2 separate regions of the Mus musculus genome follow, and region 1 is linked to region 2. Evidence: chromatin loops called from intact Hi-C (ENCODE). Cell type or tissue: left cerebral cortex. All regions are shown on one strand. Links, peaks and the distances in the headings refer to the core of each region. The heading gives the core; the rest is flanking DNA.

Region 1 (12,430 bases), core at 2,387-10,386, 50 kb after region 2:
TCTGGCAGCTGAAACAGTTTGCTGTCTTTTTTTTTTTTTTTTTTTTTTGACAGGGTTTCTCTATGTAGCCTTGGCTGTCCTGGAACTCACTCTGTAGACCAGGCTGATCTCGAACTCAGAAATCCACCTGCTCCCAAGTGCCGGAATTAAAGGTGTACGCCACCACTGCCTGGCCAGTTTGCTGTCTTGAATGTTTGGGAGAAACTCAGTGCTGATATTCACAAGCACAGTTACCATAGCATGTTCTGAGTGCTTGTTTGTATGACTGTGGCCTTGGGTATTTCACCTGCCTAAGCCATCTGCACAGACATGCACTCTGACCCAGTCACATCAAGGAGAAAAATCAAAGCTCAGAAGCAAAGGAACTCACCACCCAGGCCCTTAAGTAAGCCAGCCAGTAGGGTGCCCTAGGATTCAAACCTCTCCTGTCTCCTGGCAGTCTTCAGGTTTTGTTTACTAAAATCGGTGTCAATTCCTAACACCCTGTGTACTACTTACTCCTTGATGTTCTCCTAGCAAAGTGGCAGTCCCTGGGTGCTGCTATTGTTACCTGTTCACACGTGCTAGACAGGCTCTGGCACACACTAGGCATCCAGGAATACTGAACGGAACACTTCAGCTGGCTCTAAGAAATTGCACACCTGGCCATCACAGTACAAAAACTATCAGGAGGCTCCTCTCGGAAGTAATGACCGGAGAAGAGAAAGGGAGGTGGGCCAGAGGCTGGAGGGGCGACCACTCCCTGGCCAGTAGCACCCCCTCCCGCCCCCCCAGTACCACTGGAAGCAGCTTTCATCACCGCCTCCAGCGCTGGCGCGCGCCAGGGATCACTTTCCCGGTTCACATTTCTAAGGCTGCTGCTGGGTTATTTTGGTCGGGAAACCTGATCCTTCGCTCGGTTTATTTTAGCACCTTGGAGAACTCTCAGTGCCGCACCGGATCCGAGGCCGCGCCCAGCCTGCTGTCGCCCCCCTCTGTCTTTCCCCAGAGGCTCCGCACCATGGGCACCGCTCACCCTGGGCTGGGGCCAGAGTGGGTCCCTTAGCCGCCGATCCGCACACGTAGGGTGGCGTCAGCCGGGCGCTGGAGGCCCGATCCCAGGGCCCGGGGAGACCGTGCACACTGAGAGGCATCAACTGCCAGAAAGCTCTAGCCTTACGGACTCAGCGCGTTGGGCACACGAATGCGGGCACACCGGGCACCATGCCAGCAGTAACCTCCGCTCAGCCTCAGCCCACCAGCCATCCCCACAGTTACACAGGACACACCCCAGGCAAACACAAGCACACTCTCCCATACACACTCTCCTCCATCACAATCACACCCACAGCTGTACTCGCCTACACCCACAGCAGCTCACATGGGTGCATGCACACACTAGTCCACAGACAAACACACAGGGCCACACAGCCAGAACAAATGCAGACACACTGTTCTCACATTGTCAGACACTGTCACTCACACAATTCCACCAGGAGCTCACTCACATCATCACACATCAAAACACACAAGCACAGATGTGTGGGCACTGCCCCCCCCCCATCCCCAGCTCACTCTCCCAAGCCTTGGTGTACGCTCTTCCACGCCACTCGCAGCTCAGTATTGAACTGCGCAGCAAGACAACTGACCTGTCCACTTCCTGATTGATGAGATTGATTCTTGTAACCACCGTGAGCATCAATTCATACCTATTCATTATTTATGCTAATTCATGCCTTCGTTCATTGTTCCTGGAGTTGTCCCTCATCCTTCTGCCCCATGGGGATTATGTACTGCTGACTATCTGAGGAAGATCAAGTGTCCAGCCAAGATGTTCAGTGATCAGTGGCAAAAGATGATGGAGAGGCGGGTGGGGAGGTCCCAAGCCAATGCTGCCTTGGGAGAACGTGGTTTGGAGCATTTGGCCAAGAGAGTGTACACTCTTAGGTTCACAGCCAGAGCAGTCTGGGTTTTATGCACTTGTCCCTGCTTCTCTGCTGTCCCCTATGCCTGGCCACTGTCCCTCAGTGGAGAGACACACTATCACTGAGCTGGGGCCAGGGGATTTGAGGACTAGTAGCAGAGCCTTCTCTGAACGACTTCTCTGTGGTCCCAGGCAGGTCTTGCCGGTCTATCTTTAGACCCACCCAGCCTTGTCTAGACCTGTGCCTTTTGCTGCAAACCCCTCCAGCAGACTGACCAGGGGTTTTGGCTCCACCCACCTGTCCTTTGAAGACCATTCCAAGCCTCCTCATTGGCTTTCTGTCTGGTTCTAAACAGTTAGGGCAAGAACTCTGCTTCCCAGGGCAACAGAATCCCAGTTCTTATTTCTTTCCATAGTCTGAGGACTTTCTCTCTCTCAAAATGCCTTTCTGGAGACATGAAGACCTTGCCTTTGGAGGTCGTGGGCTCTTGGCAATTCTTCTGTGATCCTAAATGCAAGTTTGTTTACAATAGTGTGCCTTGTGACTACTTTAGTAGCCACTAAATACGAGGTCCCTATGCCTCCAGGGACTGCTGGAGAGAGGGCCCACTCCATCCAGTCACCCTGGGTTCAGCTATCACCCTTCCACCCCCAAACCCCCACCACTAGGCACCTGTGTAATCTATGTAGTGAGATGACAAGGCCTAGCTTAGGGACTATTGCCAGGGCTATGAAAATAATGTGTGCAGAAGCGCAGCCTCATAGTTTGTTCAGTAGGGAGATGCTGTTCTGGGGCCAAGTCATGGGTCCTTGTTCAGGGCTGCATGCTATTTACGTCTCTGACTTGTATGGCTTTGGGTATTCATGATCTCTATAGTCCAATGTACCAGGGCTGTGCCATCCTGACCTGCAAAGCAAATGAGAGGGGATGGGGGCAGTGTGAGTCCATTGGTGTAGAACATTTCTCTAACAGATGTCCCTCTTCTCTGCTCCACAGACAGTGGCATCTTACACTATGAGAGTAAGTGGAGCATCCTGACCCACCACATATGCTGAGGCTGATACAGGTTTGTATCCCACACTCACCAACCTACCAAGAATGCCATACAAGCACAAGGGCTGTGGGGTGTGTGTGTTGGGGGAAGGCCAACGAGGCCCAAGAATGTACAAGCAGGCAGATCAGGAGCTGGGCCGGGTTATTTTACGCATGAGCCTAGTCCATTCAGACCCTCGGTTCTGGCTGTCCCTGTAGGAGCTACTTCACGTGTAGCCTGGCAACTCCTAACTCTAGGCCAACCCTCTGCAGGTCAAGGTGAAGCCCTTCACAGGGGACAATGTGATGGGGGAGCCAGCGAAGGGAGGTTACATTCTGCCGCACAAATTCTTACCTGTGGACCCGCTCTGGTAGCCAGTCCTACGTCAGAAGAACCAGTCTTAGCAGGCAGGATTGTGGGTTTGGAGGGCAGTGTGAATGGGGCCAGGACCCAGAGTTCATTCTCATGGTCTCTGGTTTTCTATTGTCCACTTCCCCGGGGTCAAAACGAACGATAAAGATGCTGTTGGTGTTTCACACAGTGAATTGGTTCTATAGTGCTCTGTCACCATTGCAAGCTGTGACCCCTGAAAGGACTATCACTTTCACGAGCTTCAGGAGAACTGCTCCCCAAGAAACCGCCTCTAGGGAGCTTCCCTGTGTAGCTGGGCAAGTGTAGCCTGCCTGTGGCATCTTTTCCCTAAGAAATACAGGACTACACATAGGCACCTGGAGCAGCCCGGATCTTGTCTTGTTTTTGAGAGAACATCTGAGTTTTCATAGAAGTACCGTGGCCACTGGGCTCTAACAGGTTCCAGGCATTTGGGGTGATGGAAAATTAGATGGTCATCCCTAGATGCAATGGCTTCCTTCTGTATACACGGAGTAGCAGTGATTAGCTAATGGCACGAGGTGTTGCAGGTCGGAAGGGTTCCCAGAAGAATAGTATGTAGTGTGGAACCTGGGGAGGCCAGGAAAGACTGCAGACCGTACATGAGGCCCTTAGGGACTATATGCTGCTGCAGTCTCACACCAGGCAGGCCTGGGTGTACTAGTTACTTGAAAGTTGGATGGGAAACGGACATTGCCCCACTAGCTAGCTAGGACCATGGGACATTAACAATGGTCAGGCTGAGAATGTGGCTGGGAAAGACAGCAGCCACCTTGACTGGCCATTTCCTGTGTGGCTTCCTCACAGACCCTCCCAAAGTTTCAGAGATGCCCCCTCCATCTTTGGCCCTCCCAGGCGGTCAGTGGACTCCAGCTTTGGGACTAACTGCAGGTATCCACCTGTGCCTACTGCAAACAGCCCTGAAAGTCAGAGTTAAGGGGCCGTGGTGGGGCACACCCTTAGTGTGACTGGCAGGTTTTCTGATGTCACAAACTATCCTTTATCTAGAAGCTAATGGCTTGGTAGGGGTGGAGCTAAGGGCCTGAGGCTACTTAGATTCTGGCTCTCTACTCCTTTTGACCCCCAGATGGTCTCAGCAGGGATACCTGCTAGATTGGGGTGGTGGGCAGGCCTTTTCAGTCTTCCTCTCTGGGTATTTTTTTCCTCTGTGAGACATACATAAGAACTTTCTGACTCAATGTCTGATGAATGTAAATTTCTTACATACTTGGGACCAACTAGCTGACAACCCTCTCACCATGCTGAAGATACAAACATGATCAATACAGGGTTGGGGTTTGGGGGTTGGGAGACACCAACTTTTCCCACCCTCCAAACCTTCCCAAGTCTTGGAGCTTCCCAAAACTTCCATGCTTTCCACCCAACCACCAACTCCGGCAGCTAGGATCCCCAGGGCAGTGCCCCAAGTCTCCTGAACTGGAAAGCTGCTGGCATCCAGAAGTCAAAGGGCAATAGGAACACCCCCAACCCCAGGACCCGAGAAAGACAGAACTACACTACCCAGAATTCCTAGGGTTAGAAAAAAAGGAAATGTCGTTTATGCAAGAAGAGGCTCAACTCCCCCAGCAGCTGCAGAGAGGTGGGAAAGAAGAGAGAGAGAGAGAGAGAGAGAGAGAGAGGGGGGGGAGAGTGTGCTGAGTGCCAGAGCTAGGGAGGAGAGCCGGGCGGGCTGGAGGAGGAGGCGGTGCCTACCCGCCTGCACGCTACCGCCTGCGGACCTGCATCCCACGGGGCGCACGGGCGAGCGCAGGTCCTGCGTGCGCCGGTGCGCGTTGTCGCGCGGCTGCGGACGAACACAGGGGCCAGACAGGCGCAGGGACCGAGTTTCTGCAAAGTTTGACCTGGTTGCCTTTCCGATGCTGCAGCAGAGCGAGGCGGCGCGGGGCGCGCCAGGCGGCTGCGGCGCGGCGGCGGGGCAGAGCGGTGACAGCACGCTCATAATGATCATAAAATAAGGAGGCGCTCGGGGTGGGGGCGAGAGAGCCCCGAGCCTCAGCCCTCCGCCCCCGGCCATCCCCACAGCAGCCCGGAGCCAGGAGGGGCTTGGGGATCCGAGGCGCCCACGCCATCCCCGGACCCTAGTAGATAAGAGCCAGGGGACACTGCCCAGGGGAGGGGGCGCCCCGAAAACGTGCGGGCAGAGAGGTTAGGGAAGACCGGAGGGCGGTGACCCAGGCACCTGGAGCGGCCCTAGGGGCAGGTGAGTTCGTGACGCCCCCTGGGTGGGAACCTGACTGCCAAAGTTCCTCGGCGGAGGCGCGCGCTCGGGACGCGCTGGGCTCAGCTAAGGCTCAAGCTTGGTTAGGGGAAACCGAGGCACGCGGTGGGGCGGGGGGGGGGGGCAACACGCCTTCTTGGTGTCCAGCCACCTCTGCCGGCAAAGGGCAGAATGCCTTAAAAGACCGGCCTGGGCTTGGCACTGAGGCCCCGGGGATCGAGACACTGGAGCGAGAAGGGGCGTTTCACGCTGGTGGCGTGGTACTGATGCGCAGTACCCGAGCCGGGAGGTCCTAGTGACCCACTGCGGTGGCAGTCTGAACGACCCCTCACCCCTCCCTCGAGCTAAACCGGTGTCAGCGGAGATGTCACGGGAGGCGATTATTCGCTGGTGCGCGCAGTCGTGCGGCCGCCACTGACGGGGCGGGCGGAGGGGGGCGCCACCTCCGGGGAGACCGCCCAGAGCTGCGCCGTCAGCTCCACAGCCCGTGCCCGGCGCACAGGCATCGCCGCGCCCTCGAGTCCCCCGCAGTAAAGTTCGGCTCAACTTTGCCGCCCTGTGCCTTCCACCTCTCTGCAGGTCCTCGGCGGCCGAGGCGAAGCAGGCGGCGGCGGATATCCGAGTGCAGTCCCGGAGCCCTGCGCGGCAGTCAGCGGCTACAGCGACAGTGGCAGAGGAACGCGCGAGTGGGCGCCGGAGGGGACCTGGCGAGCACCTAACCCGGAGCGCACCTCTCGGAAGGGCGGGTGGATACGGGCCTCACAGGACGTCGGACCTCTGCCGCTTGAATCGGAGCTCACGCTGCAATTGATTGGGCCCCGCCGGGCGGGCGCGTGTGTTCCAGGGAGCCGGTGCGGAAGGCAGAAGGGCAGGAAGTCGGCGTTCTGCAGCGAGGGTGGCGCGACCGCGCGGGGACCGAGCCTTCCTTATTTATGTGCCTGGCAGAGCCCGTCTGCTTCCTGCGAAGACTTCAGGGAGAGTGTCCGAGCTGCCATCCCCAAGTGTGAGGACGCAGCGCTGGATGTCAGAAAAACATGCTTCTCCATTAAACTCCAAACTTTTCTTTTTTTAAACCCAAAGAATATCGGTGGCTTTTGCCCACTGCTAGAAGAGGGAGCCCAGGGCTCTTGAGATGCAACAGAACCCATATTTATAACAGGACCCGGCAGTGCTATGCAAACCTCCTCTACTCCTTAAGTTCTCTAGCCTATGGATCTCGATTTTGAGTTTTGAGATTAGATTGAGCGCTCTGCACTGGGTCCTGCAACCTCCATCCTTTCAATGCCCTGTTATTTTTGGGACTGCTGGCCTTCCCTGGAGATTAGAGCGGTCCTGTGTGCCATGGGCTGTATTCAGAGCATCGGAGGCAAAGCCAGAGTCTTCCGGGAAGGGATTACCGTGATTGATGTGAAAGCCTCCATCGACCCCATCCCCACCAGCATCGACGAGTCCTCCAGCGTGGTATTGCGCTATCGGACACCCCACTTCCGGGCCTCAGCCCAAGTGGTCATGCCGCCCATTCCCAAGAAGGAGACCTGGATCGTTGGTTGGATTCAGGCGTGCAGCCATATGGAGTTTTACAACCAGTACGGGGAGCAGGGCATGTGAGTACTCCTGGGGACAGGCTGGGGGCCTTGAAGGCTCGGGGAGGCTGGAGCAGGGCTGCAGGGGTCTTTAGGCAGGGGTGGAACTGTCTCCAAGCCTTCTTGGGTCAGGCAACTCTGGGGAGCCTTTATGTTGATTAGGGTCCTAGCTCAGCTAGACCTGCCCTGCCATTATCCCTGGTGCCCAGGGTTGTTCTGTCCTCCCTGGCAAGATGCTGAGAGAACAAGAACCTGTGCCCCTTTGGTAAAGCAAGTGTCAGGGCCATCTGGGGTCACCAGAGAAGTCATCACTCTGCCCCCCAGGCTCAGGCCTCCATGAACCCATTAGCTGATGGGAGTGGTTGGAAGCCTCAAAACAGCTTCCAGACTTCTTTGCACAGGACTTTGCCGTGGGGTCTGAACTTGTCTGAGTTGTGTGTGGAGGCTCAGATGCACAGAAGAGCTTCGGAGGCCAGCTTTACCATTGTCAGTGGTGGTGGGCCGTGGCAGTGTGTGTTTGAAAGGGACTTCAGAAACCCAGTTTGCTCTGCAGTGTGCAGCTTTGCTCCCACTGGAGGTCAAGGGTCAGCATCCAGTGTCCCTCCGGTGGGGCCCTGACTAGGAGCGGCTAGAGGGACACATTGGTTTCATCTCTGTGGTTTGGTCTCTTAGAATGAGATAGATCTACATGGGACCCTGGAGCCCTTGGGTCTTGTTCTGCATGCTCTCTGGCCCCAAAGAAGGCCATTCCTCCCTGTGGAAGGCAAGCTCGTGGGGACTGTGGTGAAAGCAGCTGCTGAGACCCAGTGGTTGGTGGGGGTGTGGGGACACCACACACACACACACAGTCCCTGGCTTGACCCCTGTGGTGGCTCACCGACACTGTCTCTCGAAGTCTTTGGTGTCCACTCTACGTGGCCTCGCTTCTCAGCTTTAAGAGAGAGGTCTCTGGAGAGTTGGCGCTTATGTTTGGAGAAGTCCACAGGGCTAAGGGTAGCTAGTCACGTCAGCAAATGTGCCTTCTCCGTTTAGCGACTCTTAAGCTCTGCAGGAAACAGGAAGATGGGATAAGGCTTAAAACTAGGTTGTCACCCCAATGGCCTAAAACCACTGGGGCACACAGGGTCATTGGGCTCCCTGCAGCCCCACCCCTGCCTCTGAGCTCTTCCTCTTTTTTTTTTTAAGATTTATTTATTATATGTAAGTACACTGTAGCTGTCCTCAGACACTCCAGAAGAGGGCATCAGATTTCGTTACGGAAGGCTGTGAGCCACCACGTGGTTGCTGGGATTTGAACTCGGAACCTTCGGAAGAGCAATCGGTGCTCTTAACCACTGAGCCATCTCGCCAGCCCTGCTCTTCCTCTTTTTAAGCCTGGATACGCAGCTGTCCCGAGATGGTGGCAAGACTCAGGAATTCAGGGAGGTCTTTCACAAGCCAGATTCTCCTCACACCTCTTCCCAAATTTGCAAAGCATCCAGATGGTTGAGAAACACTAGGTGAACCTGATGGCTTCCCTGATGGCTTTGAGCAGCTCCCAGGGTATCAAGAGCCTGGAGTGACTTCACTCCACTCTTACCCACCTGGGTTCCTAGTTAGATGAATCTTGTGTACCTTAGACTCTCTCCAGGGTGTGACCCTAGGAAGTGTCCTAGCCACTCTGAGTGAAGCTGAGTGGGCCTAATCAGAGTTCCCTCTGTATAGCTTAGTGAGGGAATTACTCAGGCACCCTTTGCCCTCACAGCCAGCACTAGGCCAAGTTCATGGGAGTCCTGCAAGCAGGTGGCTGTCAACCTTGATGTGATTTCAGTTTCAAGACTGTCAGCCGGAAGTAAGTGATGGTATTTATGAAGCTGACGGTCTTTCCAGAAACCACTGAATTATAAAAGACAGCCGGCTACTCCTTGAAATGGGTTTTCTCCCCAGCCCAGGCCCTACACTCTGAAAACTGTAAAAATAGCATCCTTGTAGGGACAGCTAAGTGGCCAAGGTCATTTTCTTTGCTCTCTGTCTATGCTTGATTCTGGTCCTCCTTTTAGGGTACCCTGGCTCTGTTGTCCCAGGTCAGGCAGGACCAGCTGCATTGCAGGAACAGGGGCAGGTGGCCAGTCCTTTGGAGGAAGGCAGCCTGAAACTTGGACTTGCTGAGTAGTGATCCACTGTAGGTGTCTGTACCCCTCCCTTCCCATGGAGACTCTGGGCTTTTGCAGGAAGCCTGGACTCCGCCCTTCATAGCTCCCTTCTGGCCACAGACAGAAACATTTAGATGGGGTTGTTAAAAGAAACTTCCAGGCTGGACACGATGGCACAGACCTTTAATCCCAGCACTCTGCAGGCAGAGGCTAGGCGGATCTCTCTAACTTGAAGGACAGCCTGGTCTACACAGTGAGTAGGCCAGCCAGGGTTTCATCACCAGACCCTGGCTCTCAAAACAAAAACTGCACTTTCCTGTATGAACTTCTTAAGTCCAAATGAGTGGGCCCCTGTCCCTCCCCCTGCCTGTGCCCTGGGGATGCTTCTTATTGATGGCTGGAGGTGGGGAGCTACAGAGCACGCTTGGCTTTACCTCCTCCATCTTGTAACAACCACAAATGTCCCCGAGGAGGGATGTGAAATTACTGCTAGACTCAACCCAGATTGTTTGGGTCTCTGAAATGAACTCTAGGCCCCAGGCATCAGTGACCTGAGGAAGGGGACAGCCAGGTGGCCTAGGCTGGATTAGGATTTGTATTCTTTACAAATGGGCTTATACTAAAAATATTAATTCTGACTACTTAGCCGAAATCCATCATATCCCTCCCACCCCCGCATTATCCTTGCTTGAAGTTAATCCCAAAGCGAGGAGGGCTTTGTTGGGCACCGTTCTGGACTTGAAATTATTTGTAATGGAACACTGAATTCCAAAAGCCACCGCCTCAGTCACAGCCCAACTGCCGGGGTGTGCTGGAAGATGGCGTCTCTCGTGGGCCCGCATGAGAGCGTTCTATATGGCGTTGGGTCCAACCCACAGTACTTTCCATGTCAACCTCCCTCCAAACTGTTGGAGACACCTGCCTCCTCAGCTGTCCCCCGCAATTCCTCAACTGCCACCTGTCAGCTGGGATAGAGCCTTCTAAGTGACAAGTTACAGTTCCTTGCCTGTGTGGGAGACGCCGTGAATGTTGTCCCTGGTTTGCCCTTCTTTGGAGCTCTCCCAAAACCTGGCCCAAAGCCAAGGCCAAGGCCAAGGCCAAGGCCAAGGACAGGAGCAGTGCAGCTCAGATGCTGTGGAGGGAACGGGAGCAGAGCAGTTCAGACCTCGTAGTTCCCATCTGTGGCAAGGGCATGCCCACCTCCCTGCTTGCTTGGCTCCGTGGGATGAATGAGGTAGAGTACGTGGCACCAAGCCAGCACCCTGGAACACCCCCTGCTCCATCTCCCCAGGTACCACGATTACAAATCTGGGTATCAATGTTGGGTTATTGTTCTATGCTGTGTGACCAGATATTGTTACTCTCTGTGTTCTCTCTGGGTACCTTTCCATAGCAGGACGGCCTTGACCCCTGAGGCCATGTGGGTTTTCCTGACCCACACATGTGCTGTCATGGCTTGGATAGACTTTGTGTGAGAACACTGGAACTCTGGTTATCTTTCTCCCTGCTCCCTGCTATCTCTGGGGTGCATCCCAGGACCTCAGAGGCTCTAACTTAAGGAATCGGAATGCAGACTATAAATCCCAAAGCCACTTGCCCAGTAACGTTTGCTCAGCACCTGAGATTTGGGGGATGGCCACGGAGGAATGTCCCTGCTGGCCTCTTCCCGGAACTGGAGCCAGGGCCTGAGGCCTCACAGAACAATTGAAGACTATACTTCCTGTCTTGGGGCGGAAGGCGGCTTCCCCCATCTGCAGGGCAATGGCGGAGGCAGGGTGGGGTGAGGGGGAGAGGGAAGTCCTTGCTTCCTAGCTTCAGGGTGGGAGGGAAGTGGTGGGGGTGGCCCAGCCTGGGAGAACTCCCCTTGGGCTAGCTGTGACCAAGTGGTGGCTCCAGCATGAAGCTACCTTCGGAGAGAGGGGAACAAGTGGCCTGGGGATGAACAGACAGACACCCGGCAGCCAGGGCTATCAGGGAAATGTTTAGGAAAGTCTAGGAGTCTCTGCTGCAGATCAGGCCTGGTGCAAATGAGGCCCATTGTTTCCATTATCAGTGATCCTGGTTGTCTGGCTGTCTCTGTACTCCTCTGTCCAGGGCATGTGATTTTAGGGTCTGACTTCCAGAATGCTGTACCCTAGTCTGGGCCTGGCTTCTAGAGACACCACAGGTAACTAAATAGCAAGTAAAGCACACACAGGTGAAGAAAGGGGCCACTGCAGGGCGCCACGTAGTGAGAGCGTCTCTGGGGACTGACTGTGGTAGGAGCAGGGAGTTGTAGAGAGCCCAGGCAACTTGCAATTGGGAAAGAGAATTAAGATCTGCCCACTGTGCAGAGTCCTGCTGTTAAAATCAAACAGGTTTTTATGGGAGCTATAGTGTCACATTGGAAGCCGAGCCTAGCGTCCTGCTCAGTGGCAGAGGTCTTGCCTTGCACGGGAGCGGCCTTGGTTTCCATCCCCAGCACCAGAAGAGCTAATAAGACATGCGAGAGTCTGATAGGGAAGGTTTATGGTGAAGAAAATGCTAAGCATGAGAACACATCCTGTGTGTACACGGAGAAGCATCTGGAAGGATGTTTACTGAAGTATAATGTCAGGAGCGACCTCCACCGGAAGGAGGGCAGAGGAGATAGATACCTTGGCTTTTACTTTAGTTTTTTTTGTTTGTTTGTTTGTTTGTTTGGTTTTTTTTTTCAAGACAGGGTTTTCTCCCTGGGCTGTGGTAGCGCGCGCCTTTAATCCCAGCACTCAGGAGGCAGAGGCAGGTGGATTTCTGAGTCCGAGGCCAGCCTGGTCTACAGAGTGAGTGCCAGGACAGCCAGGGCTACACAGAGAAACCCTGTCTCGAAAAACCAAAAAAACCCCAAAACAACTCACTTTGTAGACCAGGCTGGCCTCGGACTCAGAAATCCACCTGCCTCTGCCTCCAGAGTGCTGGGATTAAAGGCATGCACCAAACAACCACCTACTTTATTAATTTTTTAATGTCTTGTTGTTTTTTTTAAAGAACATCTTTTATTATTAGAAACTAATAAAAACTTTAAAGGAAGACTAGTTGATTCTGTAACCTCTGAGAGGGCGGTGGGCTGGGCAGATCCAACGGTAGTATAGGGCCTTGAAGCCAAAAGTAAGCACTCACTGGTCTGAGTC
Region 2 (12,430 bases), core at 2,887-10,886:
CATCCTGTCCTCAGGGAGACTGATTTGAGTAATGCCTTCCCTCTCCATGCTTGGCTGCCTCCCGAATGAAGCCTCTCTGGCTTCTGCAAACCCGGTCTTTTCGATGATTGGCTTCCTGCCTAGCAGGCCCCGGGTCAATGACACAATAAGATCCTGCCCTGTGTTGTCTGATGTCAAAGCTTGTGCTCTTAACCACAGGGCCAGACTGAATGCATTTTCTGGCACAGACTGAGGCAACACGAGGAAGATGAGCCAATGCAGACTGGACGTCTAGCTCAGTGGTAGAGTGCTTGCCTCGCCTATGTGAGGCCTTGAGTTTAATCCTCGGCACCCATTTAATCTACAGTCTACCTATTACCAGGCTTCTTAGGACAAGGGCCTGGGCCCTGGGAGACCTGGCAAGGTAGGCTCAGACACTCATCAACAGGCCAATTAAACACACACAGAGAAGTGGAAAGAGGAGAAAGGTTTATTCCACATGGCCATTTTGGGAAGAGAACTATCTAGGCTCAGTGACTTGCTCTCCCTAGCTCAGGAACTTGACATGAGGTTCAGGTTTAAATACAGGGCCAGAGCTATGCATAACTAAGCAGTCTAAGCCAACCCTGATCACTGATCCACCGTTACTCCAGTCTTTCCTGCAAGGAGGTCTGACAAGTTGTATGAAGCTTCTCCCTGGGAGACACCCCAGCACCAGGGTTCAGCCAGGGTTTTCCTCTCAGCATTGGATTCCCTGGAAAATTGCAATTTCTTGGCGACCATTGTGTCAATAGTCTGATTTCCACAGGAAGGGTACAAGGTCCCTTTAGAGGATCTTTGTTCCTTCTGGCAGTTACAAAGTTTTACAAACAAAAATTTTTTAAGGAAAGTTTGTAAAGACATCCAGGTGACTAAGCTGATCTCATGACTCTGTCGTAACTTCCCAGTGTAAGGTAGGTTTGAGATGGTCTCAGGTCCAGCTGCCTGGATATAGCAGCCAAAGGCAGGATGGAGTACTTAAATCACTGGTCCACAGTCACAAAGGATGGATGCTACTGGGATACAGGTCTTCCACACCCCAGTGGACACCAAGCTCAGACAATCGCCACAGGGGGAATGACAAACCAGGGGGGCCCAGGTGTGCATCAAGAATAATGAGAGAGTAGGGTTCTCTGAGCCAGGTCCCCATAGGTCAGGGGCCCGTGGAGTTCCATGCAGAGCTGTGAGCAATGGCTTTTCCCAGATGCTCGGCCCTAGCCTCAACTCTCAGGAGAGGTTACAGGTTCTAGTATTTTCAAAGGAGAATTAACTAATGAAATACCAGACAGTTTGGCTAAGTCTCGGGCCAGGCGGCTGCAATGTTTCTGGCCCTTATTGACTTCTTTAGCCTCATTTCTTCCCTGTTTCCTTTTTACCCACAAGGCTTTTCCTCACCTCTGGACCTCTGATGGTGTGAATCCTTCCCATTTCCTGTTAACTCCCTTCGCATGGGTGTGTCCTACCCACCCCTCCGGACTCAGCTTGCTGGTGTTCCCCATGGGTACCTATCTCCAAATTACCACTGTCAGATTTTCTGATTTCCCTCCCTTGGTCCTCACTTAACTGCTTAGGAGACTGGAGATAGCAGTCTGGTGGTGTGCACTGGGGGAGGAGGAGATAGTGTTGTGATGTCCATGTTCATTGCTTATTATGGGTTAGGCATCATTCTGAACATGTTGATACAAACTCACTTGATCTTCACAAGAATCTAGAGACAGCTTCTGTTTATACCTTCATTCTAAAGAAGATATTGTATGAAAGGGTTACATGCCTTGCTTGAAATAGCTAAGAATGTATGTTCAGGGCCTGGCCTCAACCCAGGCAATCTGTCTCCAGGGCTTACACACACATTTGCCAGGCGCCTGCCTCTCTACAGACAATAAAAGGAAAGTCTGCAGAGTGAAGTGCTGCTACCCCGGGGGAGGGTACAAAAGGACCCTCTGGGGTAAAAGAGGGAAACATGATCTTTTTATTTCTGATTATCTGATCTAAAAAAAACAAAACCAAAAAAACCACTTCAGTAATATGCAGCATACAGACTGACCAGGGACCCTTATCTCAGCTGAGGGTCAATCCATGTAAATCCATATTAGTACAATTTCATATTGTTCTGACTTCCTCAAAGAACCAAGCGGGCATCTGTTGCAGTGCTCGCTAAGTGGATTAATGCCCTAAGCGTTTTTGTCCTATTTAAACTAACGCTCATAGAGTGGATGAATTTTCAAAGAATCACATTCTAGAGGGTGTGGTGATGCTCGCTTGTAATCTCAGAACTCAAGGGGAGGAGGCAAAAAGATCAGTTCAAGATCCTCGTACACACAAGGAGTTCAAAGCCAGCCTAGGCTTTACTAGACTCTGTCTCAGAAAACAAAACAAAACAAAAAAAAAAAAAAATATATATATATATATATATATATATATATATATATATATATATATTTCATGCAGTGTACTACAGACGGGTCATCAAACCCAGGAATAGCACAGCCTGCAACGCCTCAGCGTTCCCGCGCATGCGCAGATCCGTGTTATCGCGGGGTAGAGGGTGGGGCCTTATAGCCGCATCCCTTTCCTTTCCCCCTCTTGTTTTTTTTTGGGGGGGAGGGGCAGGGGTTTACTGTCTCGCATTGTGATTGGACGAGCTATGGTCGGGGGTAAGCGATTGGGTGAAGTTTCTGCCTCTCTCCCAGAAATTTGCTCCGATTGGCTGAGATTCCGCGACGCGCTGTGAGGTCATCCGTACTGCGACGTCCGGCAGATTGTGGGGCTGGCAGCGCCCGGTTGTTATTGGCTGCTGTGCGGTCCGGGTCGCCCGGGATCCGGCCGCAGCGGGTTTCCTCGAGTTTGGAACCCAGGCTTGGTAACTTAGTAAGCAGCTAGGAGCAGTCAGTCCCCTGCAGATACAGAACACCGGGCTGTCTGTCTTGTGTTTCAGAGACGGGGTTTCTCACTCAAGTCACGCTCTGTCTGGGCAGCGAGCTGCTGAAGTCATCCTCCTGTCTCCGCCTTTCCAGCTCTGCGGTTTTCCACCACGCATGGTGCTGGAGATTGAAATCACGTCCTCCTGCCTTCATGGCTAGCCGTTTTCCCACCGAACTCTTTCCTTAGCCACCACTAGTCAAAGGCCAGTTGCTGGGCGGCCTTATTAACCGGTCTCTGGTGGCAGGAGAGGAACTTCAGGGGAAGTGTAACCAGCCAAAGGCTTTGCAAAGTTGGTCTGAAGTTCTGAGGCCTGTAGAAAGCGAATCGTACCCAACCACATTTTGTTATTGATCTTGTTTGGTTTTTTGTTTTTCCAAGGCAAAATCCTCTCTATAGTCTTGTTTGTCCTGGTTCTGACTTAAAAAAAACACCAGGTATGAACATGAGGCACATGTATACGTGCAGACAAAATACTCATGCACATCAAATACATATCTAACAAAACCACAAAATAATAATAAAAGTGGAGAGCTATTAGGAAGGCATGTAAGGTCGCCTGTGGCCTCCAGGAGTTCATGCAGAAATGTTATAAATTAGCTGGGCGGTGGTGGCACACGCCTTTAATCCCAGCATTTGGGAGGCAGAGGGAGGATTTCTGAGTTCGAGGCCAGCCTGGTCAACAAAATGAGTTCCAGGACAGCCAGGGATACAGAGAAACCCTGTCTCAAAAACCAAACAAACAAACAAACAAAAAGTTATAAATTTGTCAAAGTGGACCAACTGTCCTCAGAGAAATGAGAATACTTGTACACAAAAGTTTATAACAGCTGTGACCAGAAAGATGTACCCACCCTCATTAGTCCCCAGCTCATGTGTGTTGTTACTGGACCTGCGTGGGGAATGGGCGGGTGTGACTAAGGATCCCAGCAAATACAGTGGAATCCTTGGGGCTGACAACAGTTGCAGAGGTGATTGATGGTTGTGCTCTTGGGACATGAGGAAGGGACCATGAGCTAAGGGACTAACGATAAACTCGACAGCATTTGGATCTCTTAAGAAGCAGACTGAAGGCTGGAAGATGGCTCAACGGGTAAGAGCACTGACTGCTCTTGCAAAGGTCCTGAGTTCAAATCCCAGCAACCACATGGTGGCTCACAACCACCTGTAATGAGATCTGACGCCCTCTTCTGGTGCATCTGAAGCCAGCTACAGTGTACTTAGATATAATAATAAATAAATCTTTAAAAAAAAAGATTGTTTTAAAAAGAAAGGAAGAAAGAAAGAAAGCAAGCAAGCAAGCAAGCCGGGCATGGTGGCGCACACCTTTAATACCAGCACTTGGGAGGCAGAGGCAGGCAGATTTCTGAGTTCAAGGACAGCCTGGTCTACAAAGTGAATTCCAGGACAGCCAGGGCTATACAGAGAAACCCTGTCTTGAAAAACCAAAAAAAAAAAAAGAAGAAGAAGAAGAAAAAGAAGAAGCAGCAGCAGCAGACTGGGTCAGGAGTTAGGGGTGGGGGAGGCTTAGAGGACAGGGTCACAAACGGCCTGAGAAAATTAAAACATGAAGGTATCATTTCTTATAAAAATAATTTTATTTTATGTGCATTGATGTGAGGGTGTCAGATCCCCTGAAACTGGAGGTACAGACAGTTATGAACTTCATGTGGTTGCTGGGAATTGAACCCAGGTCCTTGGAAGAGCAGCCAGTGCTCTTAGCCACTGAGGCATTTTTTTTTTTCCAAGACAGGGGTTTCTCTGTATAGCCCTGGTGATCCTGGAACTCGCTCTGTTGTAGACCAGGCTAGCCTTAAACTCAGAGATCCACCTGCCTCTGCCTCCTGAGTCTGAGTGCTGGGATTAAAGGTGTGCACCACCTTGGCCCAGCCTGTCAAAACAACAGAAAAACAACAAAACTGTAACAAATAAAACAGCAGCAATCTGTGGAGGATCTGAAATTTAGTTCTTCATCAGCAAATATCAAAAGCTGACAGAGCCAGGCTGCCACAAGTCCTCTGTCAGCAGACAGGGCTCCACACAGATGATGCAGATGACACTGGCATGTGCTGCCACCAAAAGTAACATTTGATTGTGAGTCTTACTCTGTAGCCCAGGCTGGTATTGAACCCATAGCAATCTTCTTGCCAGCCTCATGTCTGAGTCAGCATGGCTCCATGGAGAGTTTGAAGCCATCATGGTCTATATGAGACCCCATCTCCAAACAATATATATATATATATATATATATTTGCAACAGAGTAGAGTCAGATGCAGTGGGATAGAGACAGGGGGTTGAGAGTTTGAGGCCAGCCTGGCCTACACAAGGAAATTTCACTAACAAAACCAAAGAATCCAGAAACCAAACCATATACATAGATAGATAGATAGATAGATAGATAGATAGATAGAAAGAAAGAAAGAAAGAAAGAAAGAGGGTTTCTCTGTATAGTCCTGGCTCCCTGACTTACTCTGTAGACCAGGCTGGCCTCAAATCTGCCTCCCAAGCACTGGGATGAAAACCATTCACCACCACTGCTTAGCTATGCCAGGCGTGGTGGCGCACGCCTTTAAACCCAGCACTCGGGAGGCAGAGGCAGGCAGATTTCTGAGTTTGAGGCCAGCCTGGTCTACAGAGAGAGTTCTAGGACAGCCAGGGCTTCGCAGAGAAACCCTGTCTCGAAAATAAATAAATAAATAAATAAATAAACAAGACAAAAGGCCTCCTGCGTTCGTACCACTATCTCTTATTGAATTTAAGCTTATATAGCTTTTACCTAGCTTTGTATGTAGTGTGTGTGTGTGATCCCTGAAGTTGACATTGGGACTTTCCTCCAACAGCTTCCATTTTATGCACTGAGGTGGGGTCTCTCACTGAATCTGGAGCGCTACAGTTCTGGCTAGTCTAGCCAGCTGGTTTGTTCCTGGGATTCCCCCCGGCTTTTTACCTGGGTTCTGGGGATCTGAATTCTGGGGTCCTTCAGGTTCCTCTACTTTCCCAGCAAACCCATTTTTCACTGAGTCATCTCCCTGGCCCAAGAGTAAAACTGTCTCTTCTTACTTTCTCCGAGGCAGGAGCTGTGGTCTGTATCCACCTATGGAATGTCCCCTACTCACTCCCTAGCCTGTTTCCCTCCTCTTCCTAGGGGAGCTCTCAGCAGCAGCAGGAATCCTTCCCCTACCCCATGCCTTTCCTGACTGACTCCTTGGAAATGCTGCCATGTAAGGCTCTGCAAGAAATGCCACTCCCCCCAGGACCTCAACACCTTCCTGGGTCAAGATTCCTGGCTGAATGCAGGCTGGCACTTACCCAGGGTCCTCTGCTTTTAATTCTTGTCCCTCCTGTGATGGGATTCCAATGGCCTTCCATACAAAGCCTTTACATCTTACCCTTCCCTGCACCTCTCTTCTGATCAGGGCCTTCCTTGCCATCCAGGTTCTATGAAACTTCCTGGGGCTCCTCCAGACATCAAGTCTAGACATCTAGACTGTTATAGCATGTCCTGCAGCGCCCTCACCTGCCTTCAATAAATCTCCAGCAAACACTCACCTTCTCTAGAGAGAGGAGTGCTATGCTGAGGATGACCAGCAGGGGGTGCCACAAGCTCTATATTTATTCCAGTTACGGTCTTCTGTGGCCAGCACTGGGCTCTAAAGATCTGGAAAAAGGGTACTTCTCCACCAGAATACAGAGACTGGGTACAGAGAGGAGTTCAGGGAATATTGATTAAGTTGAGCATGATCTAGACATTGGGGAACAGGCAGAAGGACTGTATGTTTAAGGTCAGCCTGGGCTACAGTGCAAGAATGTCTTACAACAAAAGGTCCCGGGGTGTGGTGGGCTCCAGTACTCAGGAGGCAAGGGTAGGGGGATCTCAGTGAGTCTAGAGCCAGCCTGATGTACATAGCAAGTTCAAGGCTAGCCACAGATACATGATGAGACTCTGCTGAGGGAGAGATGACTCCGCTGGCAAGCCTCTTGCCACACAATCATGAAGGCCTGGATCTGGGTCCCTAAATACCTGCCTGGCAGCCAGGTGCTGCAGTGTATGTCTGTAACCTCCACACTGGTGGTGCGGCAGAAACAAGGAAACCTCTGGATTTCACTGGCTACCATTACCCATCTGGTCAATTTTTGCTTCAGTAAGAGATCCTGCCTCAAAAAACAAGATGGAGCGCTGTTCTGGAAGACACCTGATGTCAGCCTCCGGCCTCAACACTGCACATGCATTGCTCATTGGGCACACACACACACTACATACAAAGCTAGGCAAAAGCTATATAAGCTTAAATTCAATAAGAGATAGTGGTAGGAATGCAGGAGGCCTTTTGTCTTTTTTATTTATTTATTTATTTATTTATTTATTTATGTATGTATTTTCGAGACAGGGTTTCTCTGCGAAGCCCTGGCTGTCCTAGAACTCTCTCTGTAGACCAGGCTGGCCTCAAACTCAGAAATTCACCCGCCTCTGCCCCCCAAGTGCTGGGATCAAAGGTGTGTGCCACCACGCCCGGCTATTTATTTATTATATCTAAGTACACTGTAGCTGTCACACCAGAAAAGGGCATCAGATCTCATTACAGATGGTTGTGAGCCACCATGTGGTTGCCGGGAATCGAACTCAGGACCTCTGGAAGAGCAGTCAGTGCTCTAAACCGCTGAGCTATCTCTCCAGCCCATTGTTTTATTTTTAATGGTTCCAGGCTTTATTACATTGCAAAGGTTAGGGCTAGGGACTTGGGTACTGTAGGTACTTTAGTTTGCTAGAGACACTGTAACAACCCACAGAAGTGTATTACCTCACAGTTTAGGGGATCAGTGGGCCAAAGGTAAGGTGTGAAGACCTAGGGAAAGGCTGTCTAGGTCTGGCTCCGCCCTCTCGTCTGGCCCCTCCCTTCCGCCTGGGTCTTCCCTTCCCCCTAGCCCCTCCCTCCGTCCTGACCTTCCCTCTCATCTGGCCCCTCCCTTCCCTCTGGGTCCTCCCTTCCCCCAGCCCCTCCCTCCGTCCTGACCTTCCCTCACATCTGGACCCTCCCTTCCGTCTGGCCCCTCCCTCCCATTTGGCCACGCCCTCCCGTCTGGCCTCTCCCTCTCGGTAGCCTCTGGCTCCTTTTCCTTGCCTTATGAAAGCATCGCTGCCTCCTTCCATCTGTGCTCTTCTCTCTGCTCGGAGAACTCCCTGCCTGCCCCCTCGTATGTGCTTTCAATTGGCTCTATTTTTTTCCCACTTTTTTTTTTTTTTTTTTTTTTTGGAGGCAAGGTCTCTCAGTGAACCTGGACTTCACCATGTTAGTTTGACTGTGTGGCCAGCATGCCCCCAGGACTCTGCTGTCTCTGTCCCCCCAGAGCGGGATTGCAGATGTACACTGTTGCCCCCGGCTTTTACACAGGTGCCAAGGGGCCGACCTCAGCTCCTCACACCTGCACAGTAAGCACTTGGCCACTGAGCAGTGCTCCCAGGCCCTAACTTCACCAGTTCCGTTTGTTAGGTCTGAGGCTCAAACCCTGGACATGGTGTGAAGTGGGTTTTTTGTTTGTTTGTTTGTTTGTTTTGTTTTGTTTTGTTTTAACCACTGGAACTGAACTTCAGATCTGCCTCTTGTTTTTTCTCTAAAATGTATTTATTTGTGTGTGAATGTTTTCTCGGAGTTGGTTCTCTCTTTCCACCATGTAGGGCCTGAGCATTGAACCAACTTGTCAGCTTGGTGCAAATGCAGTTATCTGTTGAACTATCATACAGGAGGACTCCTGCCGTTTGTTTATGCTGTGGCTTTTTTTTTTTTTTTAAATAAGGTGATCTTAGTAAGCTAGGGTAACCTTATTTTAGCTTCTTCTTATGGCTGTAAAGACAAAATAAGGTCACATCTGGGGGCCTAGGGTTAGGTCCCCAACACATCTACTTTAGGGGGTGCACAGTTCAACTGCTAAACCTCTGTAAGCTAAGAGGGCCAGACAGTAAGTGGGCTAAGTTTTCAGACCCAGGACCAACATCACATCCCTGGGACAGAGCTCCATTTATCATGTCTCTACTGCACACCCTGGTTAGGGTCAGGATGGATGCTCATGGCTGGGCTAGAGGGTATAAGAGCTCTCTTCAGGATCCCCAAGCTGGGGCTAGCTGGAGGTCTGTGCATTGTGGACAGGCTGGGGGTTAGCCCTGGCTAATGTTGCAGATGGGAAAGACTGAGGTTAGCTTCAGGACACAAAGGTAGTAGTGGATGGGCCAGGCTTGGACGGGAGTTGCTGACACTGGTCCCTACGGCCACGCAGCCTGGGATCACTGCTCTGCATCTGACTCCTCTAATTGTGACACTTAGCCTTCTGTGTCTCATTGCCTCCTGTCTCTGGCTCTACTCCAACCCGGATAACCTTGACCTGCGTGGGCTTTACGGCCTCTGAGAGGGCCCTCTACTCTTGCTTATCAGTCATGGATTCCATGGCTGCCTCCTCCTGTCCCTCTCTTCAAAACCTCCCCACAAGGTCTCAGGCCTCTTTGCAGATAAAGACTCAGGAGGTCAGAGACCTTGTGGTTTGTCCAACGTTGAGAGTCCAGACCCCAGGGCTCGGCGGCTCACAGGTACCCAAATCATTCTGTCAGATCTTTTGAGCTTCCAAAGGGAAGGGGAGAGGGGACCCCATCTCCATTTTCAGTCTACTGTGCTGTGTATATGTAACAGTGGCTTGGATCAGAAAGGATACCTTACAGGGGCTAAAGACTAGAGAGAGAGAGAGAGAGAGAGAGAGAGAGAGAGAGAGAACGAACTGCCCTAGCATGCAGGAGGTCCAGGCTTCCATCCCCAGCACCCAGTAAGCCAGAGTTCATCCCAAGGATGGGCAAACCAGTCTGTCTGGTCTTTCGTGCTCCTCTGGAAAGGAGGGGGCATATTTGTTTATTCTATGATTCTAGCACTTGGGAGGAGGAGGAAGGAAGGTCACTTTCAGCTAAATAGAGAATTGCAGGCCAGCCTGGGCTATAAAAGATCCTGTCTCACAAGAAAAGGCAGAAAAAAAAAAGAAAGAAAGAATGAGAGGAGGGAGGGAAAAATAAAAACTCAAAGAAACCAAAAAAGAAACAGACATGAATCCACGAACGCAGAGCCTGCCGCAACAACAGCCTGTGAACACTAGAGGGCTCAGGACGACAGAAACCCAATCCAGAATGTGCTGACAGCAAGGAGTGTGGAGATCCAAAGATACAGTAACAGGGATGACAAGATGTGAGTTCCAAGACTTGCCCTTGTGACAACTACTTCATTTTGTCCTCACAGCAAAACCAGAAGTGAGAAGTCTCAGTAAGATTCCCACTTTACAGCTGGGAGTGGTGGCGCACACTTTTAATCCCAGCACTCGGGAGGCAGAGGCAGACGGATTTCTGAGTTCGAGGCCAGCCTGGTCTATAGAGTGAGTTCCAGGACAGCCAGGGCTATACAGAGAAAACCCTGTCTTGAAAAACCAAAAAAAAAAAAAAAAAAAAAAAAAAAAAAAGATTCCCACTTTACAGCGAGAAACAAAAGCCCACTCTTATTAAGTGAACCCTTACAGGTCACCACATTAGAAACCAGAGGCTGGGGTTGAACTTGGCTCTGGCTTTATTACCCTGATGTTGTCCTCTCCTCCATCCCCCCTTTCATCTTCCCTCCCAGGTCCCCTTCAGCTGGCTCTCTTAAGTCCTGAGATCTATAAAGGACTGCTTAAGGCTGGAGAGGCTTACCCCTATGATTCCTTCTAGAGAAGGTGGGCTCGGGGCAGCGGGGAGTTGGGGGAGGGGAGGCGTGAGGAAGCAGTCAGGAGCTGTGGGACGGAGCTATGGATACAGGGAGGCCCTGTCTGGAAGTCTTCTGACTGGCCGCTGGCAGAGCTGGTCTCCTGGGAACTGGCCAGGGCTATTAATACAGAGCTGAGTCAGGGGGCCCTTGAGTTGCAACATCACAAGACATAGCAGGGACACTCCTGACTCCAGCGCCTCCTCCCTCTCACCTGCACTGTCCACCTCAGGCTGCGCCCTCTGGGAAGTGGCATCCAGTACCCTGCTTGAGGCTGTCCTCAGAGAGTGCTCTTAAGTGCTCTGGTGCTGAGCTACAAGGATTATTCTAAACATTGATTTGGGGAGGGCCTGCAGTGTGTCCATTCCTGTCCAGGAAGCCAGGGCTCCTACGATTCAGTTCATCACCTGCCTACACAGGGCCCCAGTCAGAGCCGCCTGGTCTCTACCGGGGCCCTGTGGTTAAGGCATGTAGCTTAGCTTCCAGAGACTCTAGCCACTCTGGGTGGGCACCGGCTGATGGGACAACAGAGAAGAAAGAAGATGAGAGGAAGGACCAAGGGATGGAATCTGTCAGAGAGAGGCTCTCAGCTCTGACTCTTTGGCCTTTGTAACATTTTCTGTCCCAGACTCAGGAGCCTCCCAGGTCTGTGTCACCTTTCTGGCATGGATGGCTGTTGCGGGCTTCTACACGACCTTGTAAGGAAAGGCTCACCTTCAGAATTCCAACATCATGCTGTGAAGACTATTTGCTGAGAGTTTTGGGGGGCACGAGGCTCCATTTTGAACATAAACCCCATACCTACTGTTTCCTCAGGATGGGGACAGGGACACTTATAGGACAAAGCTCCTAAGGGATGAGATGGTTTTGAGCAAAGCCTAAACTGATTCCGGAGCTGATACTCACATATCCATCTATTCATTATCTCAATCATCACCACCACCATCACCATCATTACCATTATTATGATAATGTAATAATTATTAATTTTTGTAGCCTAGGCTAACTTCAAATCCACAATGCAGTCAAGGACAGCCAAGGATGATTGAATAGCTGACCCTTTGGTCTTCAGCTCCTGAGTGCTGTTTTATGAGGTGCTGGGGATCGAACCTAGGGCTTTGTACATGCAAGCCCTCTCTCAACTAAGCTATACCCCTCCCTATGTACTTATTTATTTATTTTGGTTTTCGAGACATGGTTTCTCAGTGTCACCAGGCCAGGCTGGCCTCGAACTCACGGAGATTTGCCTGCCCCCCCCTCTCCCCTTCCCCCAAGTGCTGGGATTAAAGGTATGCACCACCACACCAGGTTCACTATGTAGCTCAGGATAGTCTCAAACTTGAGCTTATTCTGCCTCTGTTGCCCAAGTGGCTGCGACACTAGGCCTGAAGCACCAGCAGATCACCTGTTGTGTAACTCAGTCCTTTCCTGTGCTATCTATGGGATTTGATCAAGGGTTAGAGGCTGCATACACCTGGCTCGTTCCTCTTCTCACAGCCTCGGTCTCTCACACTGGGACTCTCTGGGGCCTTTCCTTCCTCCCTCTCCTCCTACACCTATGGACACAGCCTATGCTAAGCTCCCAACACAAGCGACCCAGGTCTGGGACCCTTTCTCAGCTCTGGTCCATAGCAGGGCTTCAGTGCCAAGGCCCCTGCAGAGAACCCTTATCAACCAGCACCACACATCCCTGAGAGCCTGGGACGGGCACCCAACCCCGATCCCAGCC

What was found. Peaks named below come from ENCODE experiments on the same cell type or tissue, not always from the same donor. Only the 100,000 strongest peaks of a DNase experiment are listed, where the experiment ranks them.
Region 1: it touches region 2 in a loop (2.8-fold over the local background); 18 of 42 quality-filtered maps call a loop at or near these places.

Annotation. Positions count from the first base shown.
Region 1 is chr2:32,077,324-32,089,753 of GRCm38, reverse strand. It overlaps Fam78a (family with sequence similarity 78, member A), which reads left to right and starts at 6,049. Exons shown (of 2, transcript NM_175511.4): 1 at 6,049-7,170. The coding sequence starts at 6,848. It overlaps Gm33126 (a long non-coding RNA gene), which reads right to left and starts at 4,485. Exons shown (of 3, transcript XR_374254.3): 1 at 3,292-4,485; 2 at 2,577-2,810; 3 at 145-2,411. In left cerebral cortex, for the core only: a CTCF peak has its summit at 5,988; DNase peaks (open chromatin) are centred at 5,000, 6,019, 6,354 and 10,248; H3K4me3 peaks cover 3,415 bases; H3K27ac peaks cover 1,375 bases.
Region 2 is chr2:32,128,298-32,140,727 of GRCm38, reverse strand. No RefSeq gene overlaps it. Among named protein-coding and RNA genes, the nearest start is that of Prrc2b, 17 kb to the left of the region's middle. RefSeq lists an enhancer at 12,142-12,430. In left cerebral cortex, for the core only: CTCF peaks have their summits at 6,510 (motif pointing right) and 10,055 (motif pointing right); DNase peaks (open chromatin) are centred at 6,505, 8,056 and 10,073; H3K4me3 peaks cover 540 bases; H3K27ac peaks cover 602 bases.